4 separate regions of the Homo sapiens genome follow, and all the other regions are linked to region 1. The links are chromatin contacts, found by Hi-C or POLR2A ChIA-PET in ENCODE. All regions are on one chromosome and are shown on one strand. The core of a region is the stretch at or near the end of the contact, and the rest is flanking DNA. Distances in the headings are between cores, read along the strand shown. Region 1 has its middle 18 kb from the start of CLIC4. Region 2 has its middle 59 kb from the start of LINC02793. Region 3 holds the start of NIPAL3 (NIPA like domain containing 3). Region 4 has its middle 8.8 kb from the start of LINC02793.

The links. A loop is a pair of places that touch in the nucleus more often than their neighbours do. ChIA-PET counts read pairs that join two places held with the same protein, here RNA polymerase II (POLR2A). Pooled maps may share reads with other maps.
Region 2: a map with no recorded cell type shows a loop between it and region 1 (2.5-fold over the local background). The contact joins two enhancer-like sites. A Hi-C loop is called at or near these places in 1 of 37 single-sample maps with no recorded cell type and 1 of 50 pooled maps. POLR2A ChIA-PET finds 5 or more read pairs at or near these places in 1 of 52 experiments (HEK293).
Region 3: a pooled map shows a loop between it and region 1 (3-fold over the local background). The contact joins the promoter of NIPAL3 here to the enhancer-like site in region 1. A Hi-C loop is called at or near these places in 2 of 50 pooled maps. POLR2A ChIA-PET finds 5 or more read pairs at or near these places in 4 of 52 experiments (GM10248, PC-9, WTC11 and 1 more).
Region 4: a loop to region 1 is called in a pooled map, with 2.7 times the contacts of the local background. The contact joins two enhancer-like sites. A Hi-C loop is called at or near these places in 2 of 37 single-sample maps with no recorded cell type and 2 of 50 pooled maps. POLR2A ChIA-PET finds 5 or more read pairs at or near these places in 2 of 52 experiments (A673 and activated B cell).

The regions. Positions count from the first base shown.
Region 1 is chr1:24,725,242-24,729,877 of GRCh38, reverse strand. No RefSeq gene overlaps it. Among named protein-coding and RNA genes, the nearest start is that of CLIC4, 18 kb to the left of the region's middle. RefSeq lists a silencer at 4,246-4,540. Within about 2 kb of position 2,222, at least 24 of the 41 ENCODE cell types and tissues checked have a DNase peak (open chromatin) inside an H3K27ac peak, as active enhancers do.
Region 2 is chr1:25,097,496-25,102,131 of GRCh38, reverse strand. No RefSeq gene overlaps it. Among named protein-coding and RNA genes, the nearest start is that of LINC02793, 59 kb to the right of the region's middle. Within about 2 kb of position 2,296, at least 4 of the 41 ENCODE cell types and tissues checked have a DNase peak (open chromatin) inside an H3K27ac peak, as active enhancers do.
Region 3 is chr1:24,413,423-24,418,058 of GRCh38, reverse strand. NIPAL3 (NIPA like domain containing 3) reads right to left here and starts at 2,257. Exons shown (of 12, transcript NM_020448.5): 1 at 2,155-2,257. STPG1 (sperm tail PG-rich repeat containing 1) reads left to right here and starts at 4,277. Exons shown (of 9, transcript NM_001199013.2): 1 at 4,277-4,385.
Region 4 is chr1:25,030,067-25,034,702 of GRCh38, reverse strand. No RefSeq gene overlaps it. Among named protein-coding and RNA genes, the nearest start is that of LINC02793, 8.8 kb to the left of the region's middle. RefSeq lists enhancers at 182-241, 922-981, 1,982-2,031, 2,572-2,781 and a silencer at 3,538-3,587. Within about 2 kb of position 2,347, at least 10 of the 41 ENCODE cell types and tissues checked have a DNase peak (open chromatin) inside an H3K27ac peak, as active enhancers do.

The DNA.
Region 1 (4,636 bases), core at 973-3,472:
CCTCCTGGGTTCAAGTGATTCTCCTGCCTCAGCCTCCTGAGTAACTGGGATTACAGGTGCCTGCCACCACGCCAGGCTAATTTTTGTATTTTTAGTAGAGACGGGGTTTCACCATGTTGGCCAGGCTGGTCTCGAACTCCTGACTTCAAGTAATCCACGCACCTCAGCCTCCCAAAGCGTTGGGATTACAGGTGTGAGCCACTGCGCCTGGCCAAGGGAAGGAGTCTTTTCTTCCCCTGAGCCTGCCCTTATCCTTTAACTGGTGGATCCGCCCCACAGTATAGGGACCAGTGTCCCTGGATTCACTCAGTAAGGCTCCTGAGAGGGCTGAGTATGTCCAAGCCCCACGAACCCATCTCTTGTTAGCATCAATGGCTTCTCATAGCACAGTGCTGATAGATCAGGCTAAGGGAGGCTCCGTCCCAGTCCCCACAGCACGGGAGGATGGCAAGGATGAAGAATGTAAGAGGGGGACCAAAGCATCAATTCCTGCTGATAAGAAATAAGCACTACAAGAATCAGCAGGAACAGTACATTTACAGGACCTAAAAGTGTCCACACAGATTGCTCATAGCTTGCATGAAGGAAAATTGTAACTTATGCAGAACTAGACCACCCCTTAGCCAGGTGATCAAAATTAACAGCACCCTTTCCAGGCAAACAGACCTCAGGTGCTTCCCGAAGTCACGCCCTGCAAAGCACACTATATCACTTTCGTAATGTTCCAGCTGAGAATGCAAAGCTGAATGTGTTCATGAGGAGACGTCAGATTCACCTGAGTTGAAGAACATTCTGTAAGAAAGATAACTTGCCAGGCACGGTGGCTCACGCCTGTAATCCCAACACTCTGGGAGGCCGAGGCGGGCAGATCACCTGACGTAGGGCGTTCAAGACCAGCCTGACCAATATGGAGAAACCCCATCTCTACTAAAAATACAAAATTAGCTGGGTGTGGTGGCGCATGCCTGCAATCCCAGCTACTCAGGAGGCTGAGGCAGGAGAATCGCTTGAACCGGGGAGGTGGAGATTGCGGTGAGCCAAGATCACGCCATTGCATTCCAGCCTGGGCAACAAGAGCGAAACTCCATCTCAAAAAAACAAAATAAATAAATAAATAAAAATAAAAAGGGTTGGGTGCGGTGGCTCACGCCTGTAATCCTAGCATGTTAGGAGGCTGAGGTGGGCGGATTACCTGAGTTCAGGAGTTTAAGACCAGCCCTGGCAACACGGTGAAACCCTGTCTCTACTAAAACACAAAAAATTAGCCGGGCGTGGCAGCATGTACCTGTATTCCCAGCTACTCGGGATGCTGAGACAGGAGAATTGCTTGAACCCAGGAGGCAGAGGTTGCAGTGAGCCGAGATCAGGCCACTGCACTCCACACTCCAGCCTGGGCGACAGAGCGAGACTCTGTATCTTAAAAAAAAAAAAATTATATGTATGTGTATATCCACATCTATGTCTATCAGTTTATCTCCATATATACATATAGATATGTATCCACATTTATTTTCTCTCTATATAGATGTAGATATGGATTCATATCTACTCTGTAGAAAGAGAAAATAAATGTGGCAAAATGCAAAACAATTGATGAATCTGGGTAAACGGTATTTAAGAGTTCTTTACATTATTTTTGCAAGTTTCCTGTTAGTTTGAAATTACTTCAAATTAAAATAAATGGGGGCCAGGCAAGAGGATCACCTGAGCCCAGGAGTTGGAGACCAGCCTGGCAACATGGTGAAACTCTGGCTCTACTAAAAGTACAAAAAATTAGCCGGGCATGGTGGCTTATACCTGTAGTGCCAGCTACTCGGGAGGCTGAGGTGGGAGGATTGCTATAGTCCAGGAGGTCGAGGCTGCAGTGAACCGTGATTGTGCCACTGCATTCCAGTCTGGGCAACAGAGTGAGACCCTGTCTCAAAAATTTAAATAAGTTAATTAATTACATTAAATAAACATCAAAGAGGTTCAAAGAGAGGGAAAAGCTGGATCCCCAAGTGATATTTAGGGGAATTTCCCCACTCCTGTTGGACTTAAGTGAGGTGCCAGAACTCATCCTATTACTTCTCTTTTTAAGGACTTTGTGGTGAATTAGTTGGTTTCTCTTTTGCTAACAGCCAGGAAGACACTCCAGCTGTCTTAGATCATCGTCCCCGAGGCCAACCCACAGTGTCTGGTCCTTGGGGCTGGGCCTCCTGGGCCGGCCAGCTGGGAAATAAGACAGCACTGCTCACATACTGCATCTTTCCAAAGTGAAACTGGCAAGGGAGTCTGAGCCGCTGGGGCCCACTTTTGAAAGTGGAGGGGAGAGTGCTGTTATGCTTTCTAAAAAGCTACACGTATAGGGTGTCATGGCTCACACCTGTATTCCCAGCACTTTGAGGGGCTAACACAGGTGGATCGCCTGAGGTCAGGAGTTCAAGGCCAACTTGGCAAAACCCCGTCTCTACTAAAAATATAAAAATTAGTTGGGCGTGGTGGTGCATGCCTTATAATCCCAGCTACTTGGGAGGCTGAGGCAGGACAATCACTTGAATCTGGGGGGACGGAGGTTACAGTGGGTCCAGATCGCGCCACTGCACTCCAGCCTCGGCGACAAGAGCAAAACTCCATCGAAAGAAAGAAAGAGACAGAGAGAGAGAGAGAGGAAGGAAAGAAGGAAGGAAGGAAGGTGACCTCACTGAGTGCGGTGGCTCACGCCTATAATTCCAGCACTTTGGGAGGCTGAGGTGAGAGGATTGCTTGAGTCCAGGGATTCAAGACCAGCTTGGGCAACATGGTCAGACCCTGTCTCTTCAAATAAATAAATAAAAAGTTTTTTTAATTAGTTGGGCTTGGTGGCACACACCTGTTTCAAAAAAAAAAAAAGTGTGGCCTCTCTTCTTGGTGCGGAAGTGCAGGGAGGAACGAGTGAAGAGCAGCTGCCTGCCTCACCTGGCCTGGGGTCCTGCAGGTTGAATGGGAGAGGAGAGCTTATTCATGTGGACACTTTGGAGGGAGGGAGTGCAAACCAGGACGGGCAGAGGGCATCTTTGAAGTTTTGTTCCCTGAGCTTGGAGGTGCTCATTTCTGTGGAAACAGCCACTTGGCTGGCAGCACACCGGGGCAAGTCAGCCTTGGCTCCTTCCAGGTGGAGCCAGGGTCTCTCCGAAAGGGGAATCTCTTAAAAGAGCCAGAACAGTGAATGGAAGGGGTGGGAGCCACAGATGGATTCCAAGGATAGCAAGAGGGGACTCTGCGGATTTCAGGAGACAGTCTGTTTTGTTTTTTTGTTCTTTTGATACGGAGTTTCACTCTTGTTGCCCAGGCTGGAGTGCAATGGTGCGATCTCGGCTCACCGCAACCTCTGCCTCCCGGGTTCAAGTGATTCTCCTGCCTCAGCCTCCCTAGTAGCTGGGATTACAGGCACCCGCCACCTGTAATAGCCCAGCTATTTTTTTTTTAGACGAAGTCTGACTCTGTCACCAGGCTGGAGTGCAGTGGCGTGATCTCAGCTCACGGCAACCTCCGCCTCCCAGGTTCAAGCAATTCTCCTGTCTTAGCCTCCCGAGTAGCTGGGACTACAGGCACGCACCACCACGCCCAGCTAATTTTTGTATTTTTAGTAGAGACGGGGTTTCACCATGTTTACCAGGATGGTCTCGATCTCTTGACCTCTTGATCCACCCACCTTGGCCTCCCAAAGTGCTGGGATTACAGGCGTGAGCCACCGCATCTGGCCAATTTTTTGTATTTTTAGTACGGACGAGGTTTCACTGTGTTGGCCACGCTAGTCTTGAACTCCTGACCTCAGGCGATCCACCCATCTCAGCCTCCCAAAGTGCTGGAGTCTGCTGTTGTTGTTGTTGTTGTTGTTGTCGTCGTTGTTTGAGACAGAGTCTCACTCTGTCACCCAGGCCAGAGTGCAATGGCGCCATCTCAGCTCACTGTAACCTCCGCCTCCCAGGCTCAACCGATTCTCATGCCTCAGCCTCCCGAGTAGCTGGGACTACAGGCGTGCGCCACCAGGCTTGGCTAATTTCTGTATTATTTGTAACGACAAGGTTTTGCCATGTTGCCCAGGCTGGTCTTGAACTTCTGAGCTCAAGTGATCCATCCACCTCGGCCTCCCAAAGTGCTGGAGTTACAGGCATGAGCCACCTCACCCCAGCCTATTTTTCTTTTTCTCACTTTTTCAAGATTCAACTCAAGTCCTACGAAGCAAGATCTTCTGGCTCTTGATCTTTTACATATCAGTTTCCCTGTCTCTCAGGCCTAAGGAGGGGGTCAGGCTTATACAATGGCCATCTCCCTGCCCTGCCTGCTGGAGACAAAACCCAGCTTCCCGCCTTTGTCTGTCAGATGCGGGTCTCCCTGCTGAGGCCACCACCAGCTGCTGTGATTCATGGCACTGGACTAACAGGACTTCTCTCTCTCCTTCCGGCTGCCCTCCTCCTGCAGGGATGGGGCTTGGGGAGGGCAGTAGAGGCATGTTGAAAGCATTGGCTTTGGGGTCAGACTGCCTGGAGTCATAGCCCAGCTCTGCCCTTTCAGCTGTGTGACCTTGGGCAAATTATTTAACCTCTCTATATCTCACTTTCCCCATCTGTAAAATGGGGAATAGCAATACCTCCCCTCCGTTGATAGACCTGTC
Region 2 (4,636 bases), core at 1,047-3,546, 370 kb before region 1:
TGGTGTCAAACTCCTGACCTCATGATCCACCCACCTCGGCCTCCCATAGTGCTGGGATTACAGGCGTGAGCCACTGTGCCTGTCCTGTCCCACCTGTTAGAGAAGAGGAAGGCAACCTGGTGTGTCAATGAGCCCAGAGCTGGGAGTATGGGGACCCGAGTTCTGGTTTGAGTGGTGTGTGAGACCTTGAACTGATCCCCTCTCCTCACTTGGCCTCAATCCTATCAGCTGTGGAGTGAGAGAATTGGAACAGAGGGCCCTCAGTTCTGCGGATGACACAGGAAGGAGAGGGGAGGAGGATAAAACAAAGCTCAAAGAGACTAAATGATACTCACGTGCATGGTGTCTGGCGGGGCTTGCAGCCGACTGCATCCAAAGCCACCCCAGGAGGTCATCATGATGAGGAAGTTTGGGTCTGTTTACTACGAGGTCAATGGCTGGCATCGTTCTCTGCTCAATTTTCACAGTTCCTTAGGGCTGAGAATGGACAGTCCTTTGCAGTACCAGCCAACGGACAGCAGAGGGCGCCAACTCAATGGTCAGGGATCCTGGAAGGAGGAAGTAGTTGGTCTGGAGTTTGCACAGGATGGTTGGTGGCTACCAAAGATTTCCCTTTCATAATAACCGGTGACAGCTGGTGTGTATCCATGTAGATTCATTGAACGAAGATTGACTATGGCTACTCTGCTGAGCATTGTTCTAGGTTTCAGGGAAACAGGGAATAATATAGGTCAGCAATGGCAAATGGCTTTTATATTTTTAAAAAATCAATTAATTAATTTTAATAACTTTTATCTTGAAGGTTTGCTTGCATTGGAGAACTATGCTTGGAAATTAGCGTTAAGAAAATTCTGAGGCTGCTTCCTGGCTCAGGGAGATAGGATAATGTGATTGATTAATCATGTCTGTCAGGGGGAGGTTGAGGAGGGGGCAGTGTGAGTGTCACTTCTCTAATGCAACCTTATTATGGGACAAGTGGGTAAATAAAGATGCAGAGATAGCAAGTTTATTTATATAGGGTCATGCTACTGGTAAGTGTTGGAGTTAGGACAATTGTGCAGTTTTCTAGTCATGTCTTTGGGCCTGAAGGAATGCATCTCCAGGCCTGCAGGGACTCTCTGGACAATGGTGCCATCACCAATGACCATTTTGGTAACCAGAATGCTTCCTGGTGGGGGAGGGCCTTTGATGTGGAGCCAACTGGGGTGGTGCTATGGTTTTGGGTGCTATGAAGGCCAAGCTGGTGGCCAGTGGGGGCAGGCTAGGCCATTCCAGAACCCAGAACCCATAGTTGGGACCAAACAGCTCAAAGCCAAGCAGTGGCAGAATTCAGGCTTGTCCCAGGCCACTGGACTGGGGAGTCCACGTTCGTTTTATGACCTCCACCCCACTTTGTGAGTTCCCACTGGCTTTGGATGGAGAAAGATGCGCTATGCCAGGCCCTGTGTGGGGACAGGGAGGTGCCTGAGCTAGAGTTCCTGTGTAAGGCATTTCCTGCCTATTGATGGGGACAGGTGTGGGGACAGCTTAACCCACACAAGGCAGAAGGGAGAGCTCCGCAGGACACCAGCAGAAAGGGGGAGATGGGAGGGGCAGTTACTTCTCTCTGGGGATGCCTGGGGAGGTGTCATGAAGGAAGTGCCTAAATATTTTTCTCTCATTACAAAAATAACTGTGTTTACTGCAGACAACTTTTTTTCAGAAAAAAAAATAAAATGATAAAAAGCCTCGAATCGATGTCATTACACAGAGACAGTGACTGATAGTATCTTTTTTTTCTTTTTTTGAGACATTGTCTTGCTCTGTCGCCCAGGCTGGAGTGCAGTGGTGTGACCTCAGCTCACTGCCACCTCCACCTCCCTGGTTAAAGCGATTCTCCTGCCTCAGCCTCCAGAGTAGCTGGGACTACAGGCGTGTGCCACCACACCCAGCTAATTTTTATATTTTTAGTAGAGACAGGGTTTCACCATGTTGACCAGGCTGGTCTTTAATTCCTGATCTCAGGTGATCCATCTGCCTCAGTTTCCCAAAGTACTGGGATTACAGGTGTGAGTCACTGTGCCCCACCAGTATCTTAATCATTTATTTACACATAACCACAATGATATCAGGTTGCATATATTTTTGAATTTTCTTTATTACTTAATGTAGTGGCTCTCAAAGTGTGACCCTTGACAGCAACATCCGTATCACCCGGGAGCTTGTCAGAAGTGCAAATTCTTGCTTTCCCTCTCAACCCCAAACCTCAGAGACTCTGGGGGTGGGGTCCAGTGGTCTGTGTTTTAACAAACCCTCCAGATTGTTCTGCTGCTCTGCAAATTCGTGAACCACTGACTTAGTGTATTATAAACAACTTCCCACTCTCTGACTGTCTTATGTTTAATGTGTGATCTTTTGTTGTACTGACCTGATGAATTCTGCTAAAGCAATGCTGTGGTGAACATCTTGGGTGCACGTATGTCCCTGTGCACACCGGGGCTTGTTTTGTGAGGTGCCCTTTGAGCTGAGCTAGTGACAGGAGGCAGGGGGTGGCTGCATGCAGAGAGAGGAGGGGAAGAGGCTGTGACCGCAGCTGTCTCTGACCTGGGACTGCGTGCAGACAGGAGGGACCAGAGCTCTTCTTCCCCATCACGCCCTCCCTGGAGTGGCTCTGGCAGAGCAGGAAGCAGGTGGTGAATGTGTCAACAGCAACTAGAAGCGACTTGGGCTAAAGGAGTCCAGATCTCTCGAGGCCGATGGTCAGTGCTGTCTGGTCAGCAAAGGGGAAGCTGCACTCTGCCAGGAGAAGACAGAGAAGAAAGAAGCAGCCAAAAACACGCTGCGGTGCCTTGTCCCTGCTGGCCTCAGCTTTGGTTTGTGATTGTTTTCTTGTATTTCTCCCTGCTTCCCCTCGCCTTGTGTATGGAGAAAAGATGGACTCTTTGGTCTGAGAATGCTCAACTCTGTGAGCCTTGATGTGAAATGCTGTCATTAATCCACCAGCTTTTGTCCTGTTTCCTGACATAGGCACCAGATTTCAAATTTGGGTCTCCATAGGTCCTCCCTGGACCCGTCAATTTCAGTGGCTCTACCCCAAAACACCCCAGCCCAGCCCCTTCAGAGAAGTCTCAAGACCTTGCTATCACTTTTTCTCTTGGCTCAGCTCCTGGGATTAGGCACGTGCAGATAGATCATTGTGGAAATGAGGGGGCAGCTCCCACCAGCTCACTAATTGGGATGATGAGTGAATAGGCAAGGAATGATCATGTGCTGAGGCCAACCGCTCTGCCCACTCAACCCCAATGGAGGGGAAGAGGCCGATGTTCTTACAGCCAGGAGCCAGTCTTAGCTGAGCCCAGGGCACTGCAGAGGGGCTGCACTTTTGGGTGGGAACTGCCCTGAAGCCCAAGGTGAAGCCAGCCCCTGCCTGTGACTGGGAAGAGCTGGCTGGGGCCCTGCTCAGGTGCAGCCCAGACTTGGGCACTGCTCCTGCCAGTCCACGGCTCAGCAACTTGCTGGGGCTCCACAGGCCCATTAAAGTGCTCACCTGGGGTGGAAGCCCACCTTTCTATGGCCCCAGATCTCTTCAGCTGTATCCCTTAGAAGAGTGCCTGATAAATATTGGTACAACGAATGAATGAATGAAGATGTCCCCCTCCAGCTAGGCAGCTAGATCTTGTATTACCCTTGAAATGCAGGTTATGTGTTTCTGCCACCTTCTTCTCTACTTATCCAAATTCTGCTAGTGCCTCAGCGCCTGGTCTACAGTACGTACTCAGTGTATGTGTGTTGATGTCCTCCTGTGGCTATGTGGCTCCGTGTCTACCTGTGCCCTGAGCTGTGTGTGTGTGTGTGTGTGTGTGTGTGTGTGTGTGTGTTGGAGTTGGGGTTTCTCTGTACTCCCTACAGAGCCCAGAGTTGTGCCAGGCTCAAACCAGGTCCAGACAAGGCAGCAGGAGAGTGACAGTCCTGCCACAGCCCACTCCTGATAGGGCTGAAGCAGTCTGTAAGTCCCAGATCCCTCCCCATTTGAGTTGGGAAGAGAATGTTCTTTGTTGGGTTGTCCACATTTATCACCAAATTTTACTCACCCTGATTCCAGAAAGGATGATGATGTGCTGATGCTAGAAACAGTGATTCAAGGCTAGAAGAACAAGAGCAGGAAATGGAACCAGGATGGTGGTACCAGAAAATCGGGCTGTGCCCAAACGTGTCTCTGAGCTGCTCCTTCACCAAGAGACCCACAGGATCACTGGCTTTTGGGTTTGGACAGGTACCTTCATGGTCCCCTGTGGAGCATGTGACAGAGGACATAGCCTATCGTTGAACCACAGGAACCAGATTCCAAGCCCAGCTCTTCTCTTTGTAGAACCTTGGACACATTTCCTTAAATTTGGGAAAAATCTCAAGCCATTATGTCTTAACATTTCTTTCCTGTCCCACTCTCGCTCACCTCTCCTTCTGAGACTCCAATCACACATACGTTAGACATTGTGATCTTGTCCCAAAGGTTCCTGAGGCTCTGTTCACCTTTCTTCAATTTTTGTTTGTCTCTTGGTTCTTCACATTGGGTAATTTCCATTGATTTGCCTTCAGGTTCACTGACCCTTTCTTCTTCCATCTCCAATCTGCTTGTTAAGCCCATCTAGTGATTTAT
Region 3 (4,636 bases), core at 1,008-3,507, 310 kb after region 1:
GATGAAATCATACATGTAAAATGCAGGCATAGCAAATGGTCCATGAATGTGAGCTGCTGTTAAGATTAATTTTATTCTCTCCTGTTTAATTATTTATTTTGTCCATTCCTTTCTCTCTCATGCATTCATCCAACAAATATTTACTGAGGGCTCACTGTGAGCTAAACAATTTCTGCCACTCCCTGAGGCTTCAGAGAGCTGCCTCCTGTGTATCCTGTAGCTTCCAGTTCCTTCTGCTATCCGGCCCTAGGCCCAGGAATTCTGGTTCATGGTGTGGACAGCACATACATATGTGATAAGGGGAACACCATGTCCAGTCCTGGGATACAACAAATGCAGGTTTAGCATAGGGACAGCTACAGAAACCATTTGGCTTGGTTTCACTTTGTCAGAGGGCCTCAGGATGAAATTATTGCTACTACCTGCAGACGAGGTTATATATCCAATATACAGACATGAGATGTAAGCATTCACCGGGTAACTTTATCAGGTAATTCACATCCCATAGCTAGACTTCCCTGCCTGTAAAACCCTATGAATATGTGTTTGCAATCTTGTGGAAAGCATAATTGTTCACTATACTTTCACGTACATGTGAAAAGCATTATTGTGTTACATTTCTGTAAAAATGTTTTAGCATTTGTAATAATCATAAGAGCCTTAAGAGTGGCTCAGGGTTCTTTCTACCTCTGAGAGGCCCCGGGAAGCATTCAACCATGAAGCAGTCATGGAGTTGAGGAGCGCAAACTCCAGTGAGGTGTTTGCGGAATACCCTGTTCAGTTGCTCCCAGCTGAGATCTAGCCCAGAGCCTGACAGTGACTTCTATACATACCAACCAACTGACTAAATGAGATCTAGCCCAGAGCCTGACAGTGACTTGTATACATACCAACCGACTGACTAAATGCAGGCTGGTTAAGCACTGGGTGCACTGTGGCCCCTTCGCAGTCAAGAATGCCTTTCTAAGGCCTAATCAACCACAACTCCAGAGCTTCAACAAGCAGATATACTCAGCCCCACCCACAGGAGGTCAGAGAAAGCCAACAGACCTTAGCGACATGTCAATCAAGGGAGTGGTGGGAACCCAGGCCTCCTAACATCCTTCAGAGTAGTTTGCCCAAGTGCTTTTCTGGTTTTGCTTTTGTTTGTGGTGGTTGGCATTGCTGTGGTTTAATTTTTCTTTTAAAAAGCAGCTTCCCTCTCTGCCTCAGGAACTCGCAGGCCTCTGAAGCATCGCCTGCAAAGATTGAAGGCTCTCCCTCAGCTGGGTGGGAGTCCGGACTGAAAGCCTGGAGGAACCCTTTGCAAGCTGTACTCCCTTATAAGACACATACTTTTCACCTGGTGACTCTCTTTTCCTGATTTCGAAGCATTTCTTCAGGACCTACATATGCCCGAGAGGCAAGCAGTCACCTCTGCGTTGTCAACCACCCCACAATTAGAGCACGTGGTCACTGACCCAAGGAAGGAATGAGAATTCACTAGGTGCTCTGCTTCCATTCCCACCCCGTTTATCTCGATGACGGATTTCACCAATCCCACAGAGCACGTTTTACAAATGAGACAGCCGTGGCTCATAGCGTCTGTATTCGAATTTGCCTCTTTCTGAACAAATCAATAAAACACGCTCTTTCCCACCACCCGACGATCTGGCTTCTGGAGGTGAGCGCCAGTTCCCTGCCAAGCTTCCCGTTCCTCGGCTTTGGCTCACGAGAAGGTTACATTCTTCCGTCCCGTCCCACTGAGCTGGAAACTTACAACTCGAGGAGACAGCACCTCTGTTCCAGAAGCGGGCTTAGACCAAGAACGCCTCCCCTCATCCCACCTGCTAACTCCACCATCTGCTGCCGCCAGGAAGCCCGAGCCGCTCGGCACGAAGAGGAGAAATTCTGGCAAAGTTAACTCCATGTCACTTCCTGGTTTGGTAGAGCCTGGCATCACCTTTAGTAAGGTAGCCCATGCCCCCGCTCCTCTTGGCCTCGATGCAAAACTGGAAAGAACATTCCAAGGCAACGGGACCCAGGTTGGCGAGGCTGGTGACAGTAAGAAGGAAGGGTATGTACACTAGGGGACGTTAGGTGACTTCGCTTTTTCCAGAAAAAAACGAAGGTTAAATTCAATTCCCCTTCCTCCCGGTGTTAATCACTACTCACCGGCGGCGTCTCCTCTAAGGCCCACCTATCAAAACCTTCTGAGAAATGACTCGGACTCTTCGTGCAACCCGGAGGCACAGCCTCCTTCATCCCTTCCCAATTCAGAGCTGCCAAGATGCTGCAGTGTTTTGCTTTCAAAGGTCGCGATTTGATTTGCCAGACTGCCTGCCAGTCAGAAGTTGGCAGGCATTTCGCGCAGGCAAGTGGCTGCGAGGACGGGGAGTAGGCGGGACAGCCCCTGGCAATTGGCTGCGCTGCAAAGCTTGCTTGAAGCATAAGGGAGCGACCTGGGGCTAGAGCTTGGCGCTCACCTGGAGCGGGGACCCCCTAGCGGCCACAGGAAGAATGGTGCGGCGACTCCCCTGCCCCCTCTCCCGCTGTCCCAGAGAGCTTAGGTGGTTGCTCGCCTCCACCTGCCCGGCAGGTGGGCCTGGTTTTAGCAGCCTGCCAGGTGTCCTCCCTTCTTATCCTCATAGCCACCTTCCGGGCTTTGCTCCTGCTGTTCCCCTACCCGACGCTCTCACCAAGTATTCAAATCCAAAACGTCCTTGAAGACCCAGCGCTCCCCAGAGCCCTCGCGAGACTTGGGACCAAACATATCTCTCCTTTCCTGCCCTCCTGGAACACCTGTCGGATACCAAGCCTCCCAGCAATACTGAAGGTCCTGAAACGAGCCCAGCGCTTGGTTAATGTTTCTATAATGTACATAATTATCACGGCCATGATAATTAACATGCGCATGGAGTTTTACAGATGACAAGCTTCTCATCGCTCACACGTTGTCATATACACGCATTTGCTTTCAGATCGTCACAGCCATGAGTGAGACTTGAAGCCCGTTTTACGTATGAAGAAATGTCATTTGGGCCTAGACATCAACAATGAGAAAGAGGCAGTTCTAGTCTCAGATCGTGGGGCAGAGAAAGCTCCTTGGGAACATGGGAGAGGAACGAGTTGGTGCATTGTAGAAACTGCCCGAAGGCCAGCAGGGCTGGTGAGAGATTTTTCTGGGGGCGTGGTTGGGCCTGCGATCTGAGGGACGGGCCAGGGACAGTTTATAAATAACATATTTGGGGGCCGGCGCGGTGGCTCACACCTGTAATCTCAGGACTTTGGGAGGCCAGGAGGATCACTTAAGCCCAGGAGTTTGAGACCAGCCTGGACAATATAGTGGGACCCCATCTCTACAAAAAAATTTAAAAATTAGCCGGGCGTGGTGGCGAGCGCCCGTGGTCCCAGCTACTCAGGAGGCTGAGGCGGGAGGATCGCTTGAACTCGGGAGGCGGAGGTTGCAGCGAGTCGAGATCGCGCCACTGCACTCCAGCTGGGCGACAGAGCAAGACCCTGTCAAAAAAAAAAAAAAAAAAAAAAAAGCTTGGATTTCACCCTAAATTTAAAGGCGAGCCATTGGAGGACTTTAAGCAGGGGAGTGACAAGGTCGCTGAGACCGCCCTGCCCTGAAGCGTGTGAAGAGGGGCTCCTGGAATACTAAGTGGCTGCCCTTGTATAGTCGCCCATGTCAATTTTTTTTTTTTTCTTCTGTTAGAAACAGGGCTTGGGGCCGGGCGTGGTGGCTCACGCCTGTAATCCCAACACTTTGGGAGGCCGAGGCGGGTGGATCACCTGAGGTCAGGAGTTCGAGACCAGCCTGGCCAACGTGGTGAAACCCTGTCTCTACTAAAAATACAAAAAGAATAGCCTGGCGTGGTGGCGAGCGCCGGTAATCCCAGCTACTCAGGAGGCTGAAGCAGGAGCATCGCTTGAACCTGGAGGGCGGAGGTTGCAGTGAGCCAAGATTGCGCCACTGCACTACAGCCTGCTCGACAAAGCGAGACTCTGTCTCAAAAAAAAAAGAAACAGGGCTTGGATGAATGTTAATTCTTTTAGGTATATTCCTTGAAGCAGGATTTTTGAGTGAGCAAAATTCTGAGGCTTTTGGTTTATCACAAGATTTTTGAAGCATGGCCTAGATAAACCTCTTATTAGTTCCCCACCCCGCTACAGGCCCTGATGTAATTAACCTAAGCCCTAAAATTCGGCCGGCTTCTCTGCGGACTTTGAAACGCCTCTAATGATTGGTCAACAACTTTTCACGTTAAAGAAACAGAGGATGCCATTGGCTGGAGTTACCTCGCGGACGGCGGAAGGTGGACTCGCGAATGTTAGGCCTGTGGGTGCCATAGCGACCGGGAGGTTGGGCTGGCCAGATTCAGCTGCCGGGACCGGACCAGGTAGGAAGCAGTTCCGGCGGGGGGACCGGTCCCTGAGGTCGTGGGGAAGAGGACACGGCGCACCATGTCCTCCGCATGGGACGCCCGCGGAGACCCCCCGGCCTCCGGGTGCTTGCGGAATTCCAGGGCTGAGCTAGGTGGAGCCCCGAGGGCGGGAAGAAGCCACCATGGGAGTTGCCCCTGCGTCGGGGCGTGTCCTCGGTGTTTCCACCCGAAAAGTGGTGACAACTGGGGCTTGCCTGCTCCACCGA
Region 4 (4,636 bases), core at 1,098-3,597, 300 kb before region 1:
GGTTGACTTGGCCAAGGTCCCATAGCTAGGAAGGAGCTGAGTGAGGCTTGGGCCAAGTGCTACCTCCCAATGCAGTGCTCTTTCCAGAACCTCACGGCCCTGCTACCCACTGGCTGTGGGACCGGGGACAATCTCCCTCCTTTCCCACCTGCCTCCTCTGTAAGGACTCTTCGGGGACTTTCCAGCTCTGGCCTTTCAGGACTCCCCATTTTCACTGTCCCTCTGAGGCGGCGGGTGGTGGGTGATCACCCCATTTAACAGACGAGGAACAGGTCCAGACGGGGAAGCAACTTGGCTGAGGCTTCAGGGCGAGGAAGTGGCAAAGCGGGGCTGAGAACCCAGGTCTGTGGACCCCCAGCCACAACATCAGGGGCCCCGGCCGGACCCAGGCTTCTAAGAATGCAGTGCTGGTCCCAGAACCTGAGAACAGGGACTTTCAGGCTGGCTGGTTCCCAAGTGTGAGTGCAGGAGGGCCTGGCTCGGCAGGGGGTGGGAAGGGGCCAGCCACTTCCTGCTGGGGCTGGTGCGGTCCCCATGCGGTGGCCATCAGAAGCTGGCCACTTCCTGGTCTGGGCTGCCTTCCCCTTTCTGAGCCTGGGAGGGAACGAAGGAGCGGAGTGAGGTGCCCTTGCGTGCTGCGGCCTGGACGACGTCTGGCCTCTTTTCATTTCCCCTGCATACCGCTTCGCTCTCCACAGCCACCAACGGTCGGAAGCTTCTGGGAGCTGACTGCCAGGTCCCCTGTCCACAGCCGAACCCCTCCTGCCTACGGGCTTCCTCCTCCCTGGGGCTCAAGGGACTCCTAGCCCTGCTGGGGGTCTGCCCACCAAGGGCCTAGAATGAGGCATTGTCGTTTGTACCGAGGCTGAGAGGTGGCCATCGGTCTGAGGTTACACGCACAGCCAATAAGTGGCAGAGCTGTAATTGGAGCTCAGATGTGTCTGACTCCAAAATCCACATCCTTTGCATATTTAACAACCCCCTGTCCCCTCAGAGGAAGTCTGACCAGAGGAGGCTTGGACGAGGGGACATGGAATGACCCTGCTAGACACTGACCTCTGAGGCCAGTGATGGGACCAGCTTCTCCTTCCTGTTAGATCCTGGAACCCAGCCTGGTGCATGCCCCAGAGCAGGTGCTCGCGACACTGGCAGAAACACAAAAGGCATCCTGACTGTTCCTGTCCAGCTCCTGACACTCATGAGCACCTGCTGCATACCAGGCCTGGGCGTGGAGACACAGGACCAAGGGAGAAGACCTTGCCCCAAGATCGGTGGCCATCTTCCGTACCAGGCTTAGTGTGGACAATGTTTAAATGCACCTCAAATTCCACATGCAAGAGAGATCCTTTAAGTCCTTCCAGCAGGAAAGCCAGACCTGGGTTGCACAGGGACCCCCTCTGGTGCAACAAGGAGGTAGCAGGGTGTGAGGATGAAGAACGTGGAGCCAGGCAGGCCTGGGTTCAGATCCCAGCTAGACGAGCCTAGGGTGGCCTTGGGGAAGTGACTTCATGTACCTCAGTTTCCTCACCTGTAGAATGGGAATCAAACCATAGAAAGTGCCTTACAAGACCTCCCTTCAACCCACTCTGGATTAACAAACACTCTCCCTGTCCTTTGAAAGAGAGGCTAGTAGATGCCACAGCTTCCTGAATGTTCCAGGCAGGCCGGCCGCTGCTATTCCCACCTAGGCGGCTCCTCTGACTCAGTGAGGCTTCTTCCCAGACCTGCAGCTGCTGGCTGTAGTGGCCGAACCAGGGAGACCAGAATGTGAATGGGAAAGAGAGTCGTGTCACAGAAAACCAAGAAAGGACTTTGCAAAGGCCCAGTTATAGGCGAGTTGTCAACGGAAGAAAAAAAAAAAGTGCTGCCAAATGAGGTGTGGGCAAGACAGCCATAAAAGACTGGGGAAGACAATAGTTAAAATCCGTCACAAACTTTCATTGAATTAGGTGTAGACTAAAACTGGAGGGAGGGGGTGATTATTAAAAATCCAGAGGGAGTCTAGGGAGTCTGTGCTCAGATGGCTTCACAAGCATCTCTAAGGTCCCACTCCGCTTTAAAGGACTCCTAATGAGAGCCATAAACGCTGCTGCACAGGTTGGTTTTATGCAAGAAAAACAAGGTAGGACACCAGCTGGGGGCCTCAGTCTCAAAGACAGCCTTGGCCCTGCATCAGAAGATCATCTCATAAAAGTACACGCGCACGTGTTACGTTCAATAAAATGCCTACTTTATGTATCATATGATTTCCTGCATTAATTTTTTTTTCTATTAACCAACCACTGGTTTTGCTCTCATTGGATAAGAGGCTTCTGCTATTAATAGCACTTACCTCACTGGGCGGATGTGAAGGCTGAACGAGGTACCGATGCAAAGTGTCTGGCGCGATGCCTGGCACACAGTAAATGTTCAGCAAATATTAGCTGTAATAATCATCTCCAAATCCAGAACTCTCACTTGGCAGATGAGAAAACTGAGTCTCAGCGGCGTGGAGTGAGCGGGCTGCAGACCAAGGCCTAGAATCTGCAGCCCGTGTGAGAATCGCCCACATCTGAAACCCAAGCCTGCGTCTCCCCAGGGCCTCTCTCGTTGCATATTTTGGAGGGGGTGTCACTTCCCTGAGGAACGTCAGGTGGAGGTCACGGGAGCAGTGGTGGGTCCCTCAGCATCCTTCAGGATCATTGCACCCCAGCCTCCCACTGCCCATCCTACTCGGTGGAGGTCTGAGTTTTCCCTCTGGTTCAAGCTTAGGGTCAACCCTAAGCTTGTCTCAGTGACTCTCTCTGTGTTCACCGATCTTGTGTATTTTTATCTCAGAGGCTTTCATTCGTGTCTTTAATTATTTGTTTCAATGTCTGTCTCTCTTCTGAACGACTGGGAGTCCCCCGGGGAGCAGGCCTGATTCATCTGGAAACCCTGAACCCAGCCCAGTGCCTGGCTCCAAGCAGGGGCTTCACGCGTGTTTTTTGAACAAGTGAGCAACGGAACAAATGTGAACAAGTGGGGGTCCCCAGTGTCTCATCGTCTCTGCACCAGACTTTCTGGCCAAGGTTGTAGCAGAGAGAGGTTCACACTTTGTCTGACTTTGGAACCAGCCAAAAATGCCTCCAGGATTCATGGATTCCCTGCCATGGTACAGGCCCAGCAGCTGAGGCCCTAGCCTAGTGCCCAGACCCCTCCCGCTCTTTGTTTTCCTCCTTTATCCCTCCAGCCTCCATCCCTCCAGCCTCCATCCTTGTATTGCTCCAGCCTCCATCTTTCCATCTCTCCAGCCTCTATCCTTCCAGCCTCCATCCTTTCATCCCTCCAGCCTCCATTCCTCCCATCCCGCCATCCTTCTATCCCTCCAGCCTCCACCCTCCAGCCCCTATCCTTACAGCGTCCATCCCTCCCATCCCTCCATCTTTTCAGCCTCCATCCCTCTAGTCTCCATCCCTCCAGCCTCCATCCTTCCATCTCTCCAGCCTCCATTCCTCCAGCCTCCATCCCTCCATCCCTCCAGCCTCCATCCCTTCATCCTCCATCCCTCCAGTCTCCATCTCTCCAGCCTCCATCCTTCCATCCCTCCATCTCTCCAGTCTCCATCCTCCTCTTCCTAGGGAGCCTGAGAGTGTCTGGCAGGGCAGAACAGACCCTGGGAAACCCAGCCCTGGAGTGAGGCTCCCCTCCAAACCGTGAATGGGGTGTGGTTTGGGGCTTTGTCTCCTCTGAGTCACCTCCATGGTGTGGTGGGGTTGACTCAGACAGAGAGTGAGAAGGAGAACTTGGTTGGTCCTCCTGGTTTCCACAGGTCCTGAGACTGGCCAGGGTGGGGCTGGGTGGGGTGGGAGGACAGGGAGAGGCCCACACTGAGGAAGGTGTTAGAACCACACACTGGGAGGACTGACATGGATCTCAGGTCCCCGGGAGCATCTAAACCCCACACTTTCTGCTCTGGAACAGTGAGGGCTGGAAGCAGCAAGGTGTGGCGGAGGGAGGAGTCTGACTCTGTTCTTACCTCCTCCCCTCCCTAAATTTCAGACTCTTCACCTTACACCAAGGGGGTTAGTTCCAAATCCCCTCTAGCCAACTTCCAGCCTGAGTGCCAAGGCCAGGCTTTACCTAATGACCATGGGGACTGGAAGAGAAGAAAAACAGCCAGACGCAGTGGCTCATGCCTGTAATCCCAGCACTTTGGGAGGCTGAGGCGGGTGGATCACTTGAGGCCAGGAGTTCAAGATCAGCCTGGCCAACATGGCAAAACCCTCTCTCTAGTAAAAATACAAAAAAGTTAGCCAGGTGTGGTGGCATGCACCTGTAATCTCAGCTACTCAGGAAGCTGAGGCAGGAGAATCACTTGAACCCAGGAGGCGGAGGCTGCAGTGAGCTGAGATCATTCCATTGCACTCCAGCCTGGGTGACAGAGCAAGACTCTGTCTCAGGAAAAAAAAAAAAATAAAAGAAGAAGAAGAAGAATGACCAAGAGCTACCCTTATTTGAGCACTTACTGCATGCTAAGGACTGGCTGATTGTTCCATATGCATGACCTCATTTAGTCCTCATGATAGCCTTCCAGAAACCCACTTTGCAGATGGGGAAACTGAGGCTCAGTAGAACAATGACTTGCCGCAGGGCACACTCTAGGCTAGATGGTGAG